Linked DNA regions of Homo sapiens: region 2 is linked to region 1. Evidence: read pairs that join two places in POLR2A ChIA-PET (ENCODE). Cell type or tissue: GM12878. All regions are shown on one strand. Links, peaks and the distances in the headings refer to the core of each region. The heading gives the core; the rest is flanking DNA.

What was found. Peaks named below come from ENCODE experiments on the same cell type or tissue, not always from the same donor. Only the 100,000 strongest peaks of a DNase experiment are listed, where the experiment ranks them.
Region 2: POLR2A ChIA-PET joins it to region 1 with 5 read pairs; 2 of 35 experiments call an interaction of 5 or more read pairs at or near these places.

Annotation. Positions count from the first base shown.
Region 1 is chr4:41,991,504-41,995,339 of GRCh38, reverse strand. The region is part of intron 1 of SLC30A9 (solute carrier family 30 member 9); the gene reads right to left. Among named protein-coding and RNA genes, the nearest start is that of SLC30A9, 2.9 kb to the right of the region's middle. In GM12878, for the core only: no CTCF peak of the experiment used is centred there; no DNase peak of the experiment used is centred there; H3K4me3 peaks cover 738 bases.
Region 2 is chr4:42,120,849-42,124,970 of GRCh38, reverse strand. The region is part of intron 4 of BEND4 (BEN domain containing 4); the gene reads left to right. Among named protein-coding and RNA genes, the nearest start is that of BEND4, 30 kb to the left of the region's middle. In GM12878, for the core only: no CTCF peak of the experiment used is centred there; no DNase peak of the experiment used is centred there.

The DNA.
Region 1 (3,836 bases), core at 1,015-3,514:
GTACAATAAATTCTATCATGAACTTGATCTGCATAGAATCTTCCTGTCTGCCTGCCTAAATGGTCTTTTTTTTGGTGGGGGGACGGAGTTTTGCTCTTGTTGCCCAGGCTGGAGTGCAATGGCACGATCTCGGCTCACTGCAGCCTCTGCCTCCTGGGTTCAAGCAATTCTCCCACCTCAGCCTCCCAAGTAGCTGGGATTACAGGCGCCTGCCACCATGCCCAGCTAATTTTTTTGTGTTTTTAGTAGAGACAGGTTTTTGCCATGTTGGCCAGGCTGGTCTAGAACTCCTGACCTCAGGTGATCCGCCCACCTTGGCCTCCCAAAGTGCTGGGATTACAGGTGTGAGCCACCACACCCAGCCCTAAATGGTCTTTTATAACTGTCAATGCTCTCTTAATCAGACTAAGAATTTAACTTTTATCCCCAGCAGAGGTCCCTCCTCCTCCCCAACCTCTTTAAACAACTAAGAGCATTGACAGTCTAAATGGTCTTTTTTTTTTTTTTTTTTTGAGACCACATCTGACGGGTTCAAGCAATTCTCCTGCCTCAGCCTCCTGAGTAGCTGTCATTACAGGCGCCCACCACCATGCCTAGCTAATTTTTGTATTTTTAGTAGAGATGAGGTTTCACGATGTTGGCCAGACTGGTCTTTTGTAACTGTCAATACTCTTAGTTATTTAAAGAGGTTGAGGAGGAGGAGGGACCTCTGCTGGGGATAAAAGTTAAATTCTCAGCCTACTTTTCTTATGACAATAAATACTAGCAGATTGGAGACAATAATAACATAGTATGTTTGATTTCTATTTTCTATTTAAAAATTACACTTTTATTAATTTCAGTGTTCATCTAGTATACTTAAGTGTCTTCCCCTCTCAAATTTTTGCCAAATGAGGCAAGGTATAAATACATGAAAAAAAGAAATATGTGCTCTATCCTAACCCAAAGAACTTTTTATAAAAAAGGATATACTTACTACAGAAACTAAGTAACATTTTTATTCTTTAGAAGTATATGTGTACTGTAGATCATTTGTAAAACACAAATAAAAAAATTTTTAGACAAACTCACTGTTAATATCACAGTATATATTTTCACTGTATTTTTCTACAGTTTTTACCTAATAACACAAGAGTATTTTCCATGTCACTATTCTTCTAAATTATAACTTTTTTTTTTCTTTTGAGATGGAGTTTCGCTCGTCGCCCAGGCTGGAGTGCAGTGGCGCAATCTCAGCTCACTGCAACCTCCACCTCCTGGGTTCAAGTGATTCTCCTGCCTCAGTCTCCCAAGTAGCTGGGATTACAGGCGCCCGCCACCATGCCCAGCTAGTTTTTGTATTTTTGGTAGAGATGGGGTTTCACCATGTTGGCCAGGCTGGTCTCGAACTCCTGACCTCAGGTGATCCCCCTACCTCGGCCTCCCAAAGTGTTGGGATTACAGACATGAGCCAACACACCCAGCCCTGAATTATAATTTTTTAAAAAAATGGTTGTATACATCACCAGCCCATAATAAAGGTATCATAATATATTTCAGTTTCCCACTCTCCATAACTATGAACTACCAATTTATTACTATAATAAACTTCTGCAAACATTTTAATATGTATTTTGATTATTTCTTTAAAGTAAATCCTTTTGAGTAAAAACTGTTAGGTCAGAGGGCATAAACCGTTTATGTTTTCAATCAGTAGTTAAGAGAGTTCCTGTTTTCCCACACCCTCAATATGGGGTATTATCATTATGAAAAATTCGGCCAAAATGAAATAGGCAGTGAGAAGTAAAACCCTTTAAAGTCTCTGTTTTTCAGTATGGAACATTTTTGCATTTTTATTGGCCACTTGAACAACTTTATGAACTTTGTATTCAATTCCTTTGTCCATTTTCCTACTGGAATGTATACTGGTTTGTAAAAATTCTTTATAACTTAGATACTAACTCTAACTACACTATCTAATTGAGTAGTCACTGTTTACTGAGCACTTAAAACGTGGTTAGTCTGAACTGTGATGTGCTGAAAGTGTAAAATACTCACTGGGTTTTAAAGACAGTACAAAAAGATGATGTAAAATACTTCAATAATTTTGATATTGATTACATGTTGAAATATTTTGAATATACTTAATAAAATAGTATTAAATTTTATATATTTTATTATTAAAATATATAAATTTCGTTATTAAAATTAATTCTAGGATATATTAAAATTAATTCATCTTTAATTTTACTTTTTTTAATGTGGCTATCAGACAACTCAAAATTACAAACAGGGCTCTCATATTTCTTTTAGACAGTTTCTATTTTGCCTTTAAAGGCATTCCTCATTTTTAAGTATTCAAGCAATCCCTCAAGGTTTCCTCCTCTCCTTATGCTTTATAAGCTTTTCCCAGCCACAGGCATTTTAGAAGCATAAACTAAACCTTACTTCTAGACAAATAAAAACAACTGTTTTTAGATTTTCTTTCTCCAAAAGTTCTTCAAATAGTCTTCTCACATGCATCCAATTTAAATAGTACTCTTTTTCTAAATGATTTTTAAATTTTGCCATAATAATGGTTGCCCTTTTAAGAAATGCTTCATTACTGAAACTAAATTTTCACAAAGTTATTTTTAAAAACCTACTAAGCATTTTTAAGTGTAAAAAAAATTTTAATTTTTTGTAGTAATAAACATTCCAAACAACTTTGCAAAGTCATTTTGACCACTAAGGTAGGTAATAATTATCTGTGTTTCACAGACAGATGAGACAAAGAATACATAATTTTCAACATAATGACAGCTACACAGAAGAGGGATTACAAATTACACTGTTTCTTCTCCTTTTTGCCAACACTTAAAGGGCAGTTTAGACTAAATTTAACAGCCACTGTAATTTCAGTGTAAAATGCCAAAATTGCTTGGTCAATAGAAACAATTGTGTTAGAAACTTACTTGGGGATTCTGGAGTACAGTATAAACGTATGATTCATTTTTCTTTTTCTTTTCTTTTTTTTTTTTTGAGACAGGTCTCACTCTGTCACCCAGGCTGGAGTGCACTGGCATGCTCAAGGCTCACTGCAGCCTCAATTTCCTGGGCTCAAGCGATCCTCCCACCTCAGCCTCCTGAGTACAGGCTAGGATTACAGGCGCGCGTCACCAAACCAGGCTAATTTTTTGTAGAGAGGCAGTTTTGCCATGTTGCCCGGGCTGGTCTTGGAACTCCTGGGCTGAAGCGATCCACCCACCTCAGCGTCCTAAGGTTTACAATCTTCCTGAGGATTAGCAGCATGAGCCACTGCACCCAGCCGATGATTCATTCTGTCCATAAGGGAACCTGGCAGTATATTGCCAATATGGAAAAACTCAACAGTTACACTTTTCTATCACTACCAAAAAAGCCCTGGGAATAGTGCTGTTAAAATTTATCCGTTTGAAATTCTAAGATTCAGCTTTACATTTATTGCAAATAAAAGATACGAATATATTCTAATTTATATCCACAGCATAGTTACTATAGCTTATATTACATAAAATCTCGAATGACTGCAACTTCCGACTTCTTTCAGGAGGTCACGAACATGTTACAGGTTTTTTCAAACCTATGTTTTTACAGACAGCTCACTATGTTGCCAAGGCTAGCCTAGAACTATTGGGCTCAAAAGATCTGCCTGCCTCAGTCTCCCGAGTAGCTGGACTACAGGAGCGCACCACCACACCTGGCTTCGAACATGAATGTTTCGGTAAATACTCTCTGCATCCCAAGAATGGAGGGATTAGGTTAAGGGTGGACTTAGTTCTGTCTTCTCCCTCAGAGATCCTATCAGTTCTCAGTGTCAAGCAATGTGTGTCAAGCTA
Region 2 (4,122 bases), core at 915-3,414, 130 kb before region 1:
CAGGTTTCCCCCAGCCTAAAAAGAAGCCTTCCTTGGATTCTCCTTCTCTTCTGCTGTCATTGCTCTCCTTTCTACTTCCATCTCCTTCCAGGCTCCCAAAGTATCCTGGGTCAGCACCTTCATTCTACACTACAGCACATCTTGCTTCTTGAAAGTTGGGCCCGGGTCTCATCTCTAGTGTCATAGAAGACACTCAATTCATGATTGCTGAATGGTGACCTCATTTTTTTCTAATGATTAAACATTTGAAAAGCTGGTCTATATTCGTTATCTTCTGTCTTTTAATTTCCATTTGCTCTTCCACCCTGTAATCTGGCTTCACTTCCACCGCTACCAGAGTTTTCTGCAAGAGGCCCCTGGTGACTCTCCAGTTGTCTGGTCCAGTGACCCTTTTTCCACTCTGGTCACCCCAGGCCCTCACCTCTCCTCCTCCGTGCTCTCTCTTGTCCTTAGCCTTAGTGTCAGTACTTTCTCCTGGTTCCTTGCCCCTCTTCCTATGACGCCTTCATGAGTTTTTCCATCTACTGTTCTCCAGAGTTCATGCTTTGTCTTTTTCTCTCACTCTCTACTGCCTTTTCTCATCAGTTATGTTTCCTATTTATTTGTTCACTTATTTTTGAGACAGGGTCTCGCTTTCTTGCCCAAGCTTGAGTATAGTGGCATGATCATGGCTCACTGCATCTTCGACCTCCCAGGCGCAGGTGATCCTCCCACCTCAGCCCCGCAAATAGCCGAGACTACAGGTGTGCACCACCACGCCCAGCTAACTTTTAGTTTTTATAGAGATGGGGTGTCACTATGTTGCCCAGGCTGGTCTTGAACTCCTGAGCTCAAGTGATTGTCCTGCCTCAGCCTCCCAAAGTGTTGGGATTACAGGCATGAGCCTGTGCCCAGTTATGTTTCTTATAACATTGACTACATGTGTGTTAACAAGTCCCACATGCATACCTAGAGCATCAGTCCCTGTGGCTTCACTGTAGACCACCGTGCCAAATACCTGGCCCACAGTGGTTTGCCCATACATCGCTTGATCTCACCACACCTATTCTGAATACCCATCTGCAGTTCCTCCTGTTTTCAGTAAAGGCCCCACCAACCCCAGGTAGAAGTTTCTGACATATCACTGACCCCCTTACTTCCTACGTCTAAGAATTCTACAGCCATGTTGAACTGCCTCTCTTTTCCTAGGTTGACTCTCTCACCTGACTATTGCAGCAGCTTCTTTCTTCTCTGTTCTCCACCCTGGAAAGTTGTTTTTTTTTTTTTTTTTTTTTTTCTGAATTACAGATCCAAAGTAAATATATGCTTAAAATCCTTTGCTCCCTAGAATTAAATCCATATTTCCTAACTTGACAATACTGTCATATAAAAAGCACCGCTGAAAAGCCCACTTCTTCCAGGAAGCTCTCCCTGACTGCCACACCCCTGCTTTGTGCCTGTGTGGCACAAAGCAGTCTAATTCAGAACTAGTTTCCTTGCTTAATAGTAAATGTACACCTGTGTCTTCCATTTGATGATGACTCTTAAGTAACCCATTAATTAAGGGTGATTTGTTCTGTTTTTTTTTCAGTGACTCAACAATAGGTCAATGTTTAATAACCTGTGGGTGGCTAATTGAAAATATACAACCAGAATTCTACAAAAATGAAAAGATAGGGGAAATATCTACATAAGACTACTTAAACTTTATGACTCATCATCATTATGACTCTTTATATTGTCATTTCAGGCACATGAGCATTTTCTCGTTTTTATTATTTATCATATTTTACTTATTAACTATGCTAAAACAGGTTTATAGATCTCATCCATAACCCAGAGAGCATTCTGAATTGTGCTTTGGGCTATAAATTGCTTTCTTTTTCTTTCCCTTTTTCTTGATGAAAATTACCTCCAAATGGTATTCCTACATTTTATGAGACCAACATTTTATGTAGAGCTGCTGCATTCAGTGGATTTTTTCAAAGGTTTTGAGAAAGCTCTTTTCCTGGATTGTCAGCTGCCAGATCACTAGTCCATCCCATCTTGAAATAGACCATTTTCAGGGGCACAGCAAAGCATCGCTTACAGGGTGAACTCTGAACTTGAGGATGGCATCCGCAGCCCCGTCCCTTTGAGTTGTGAGGCCTTGGAAATGGATTTGACCTCCTTGGTAAGATAAAGCTGTAATCCTGGCTTACCAGGTAAGCTCACTCTCCTGAGCAAAACAGCTTTTAAAAATTATATGGTGTTAAATAAACAGCTTAAAAAGCAGCTAGACAGTCTTTTTTAAGGCTGACGAATATTTACAGGGACCATAACTAAGAGGATGGTGCACGTCTCATTTTTTAAATTAAGGATGGTAGAAGTCTCCTTTTTAGTGGCTCCTCATCTATGTTGCTCTCCTTAAAGTTCTTTAACTTTGCGAATTTATATTCAGTGGTTAAAAAAAGTAAGAATTCTTCATTGTAGCCACCATTACTGGGTGTCTGCTGTGTGCCAGCCACAGAGGCCCGTGCTCTACTGCGTCAGCCATTCAGCAAATGTTTATTGCACCTGCATTGTGTGAGGAGCTGTACTCCACCCTGAGAGTCTGGCATTGAATAAACAGGTAACAGTCCCAGCCCTCATAAGCTTTTTTTCTGGTGGGAGACGGCTGGTCTCCTCACCACAAACCACCAAGCTGGGATTATCATCTGTATTTTAACACAAAGGAGCAAAGTTTAGAAAAGTCACCTGCCCAAGGCTGAACCCAGAGCCCAGCTGAGGAATAGACCTAGTACCTCCACCTGTGAGGAGAAAGGAGGGAAGTGTGCAAAGTGCTTGGGGCAGGTGCTTCGGGCTGGTCATCAGTTGCTCAATAAATGGTGACAGTTACTAAGCTTAAGCTTCCTCCGCAAAAGTACTGGTGACACAGTGAGTGGTTTTGAGTTAGCCAGCCCCCCGATTTCACCCCCGCTCCCGGCCCACCCAGCCTCCCTGAGGGCTGGGGGTCAACCATTCAGAGCCCTTAGGAGCCTGTTCCTCTCAGTGCTTGGGAAGCAATGGATTTATTTTCCCTCCTGCTGCTTTCCTCCCAGCCGTAGCCTCTGTTCCTCATTTTTGTGAAAGACACCGCTGTTTGACCTGGGGATCATCTTGCTTCCTCAGTCTCCCGTACATACCCTGGCCCATGGAATTGGTTGCCTAGCCCTCTCAGTTCGACAGCTTTCACTCCCACCTCTCTCTGTCCTGCACAGACTTGATTCAGACCTCCGTCTCTCATCTCCTGCCATGAAACTGCAACCGGGGCTGAAGGACTTTTTGGGAGCTCTGGGCCCCTGCCCATCTTTTGATTGTCTCTTATACACAGGGTCCACCACTGTACCCAGCCAAGGCTTGGCTCATGCTCCCAAATAGTCATATCTTGTACTCATGATAATTCAGTTCCTTTCAGTTGTACAGATGAGGAAACTTTGGTCCAACAACTTGAAGTAACTAGCTCGTTAGTCTAATAAGACACAGAACCAAGATTCAATTAAAACCCAGCCTGACTAAATTCAGAGCACAAACTAGGTGCCTCAGTTGCCTTCCTTAGGAAAGGAAACCACATCACGCCGTTGCTTGTTGAGGAGAGTATGAATGCTGCCGTGATGAGTCTCCACGCGCAGAACTCCGTGCCGGTTTCCTAGCCGCATCGGGCTGCCTCCCTCTTGTTGGTTCCTATGCCATTTCCCCTTCTCAGTGTTTAACTCAACAGAGCACTTTTTGAAATAAAACCCTATCAGATCCAAATGGTGCCAAATTTATAACCTGTAGTAAATTTGCCGAGTTGTAAAATGAATGAGTTTTCCCTTTGTTTTGTACACCTTAATTACTGGGGAAGGAGTATATTAAAACTAAGATCATGGGTTAATTAATTTGTCCTGGACTGTAGAATTTTATGGACAACCAGAACTAAAGTAATGGTTGTGTAGGTGCAATTGATTAAACATGGCTTATAAATGTTACGGAAATTCCCGTAATTAGTCCCACTGCAGCTATTTAGCCCGGGAATTTTATAGCAGACGTAAATTATGAAGGTGAAAAGTAAGAAAAATTTTGAGTTGACATAGTGGCATTTGCAGAAGCTATAATTTGAGGAAACCTGTTTTGCATGATTAT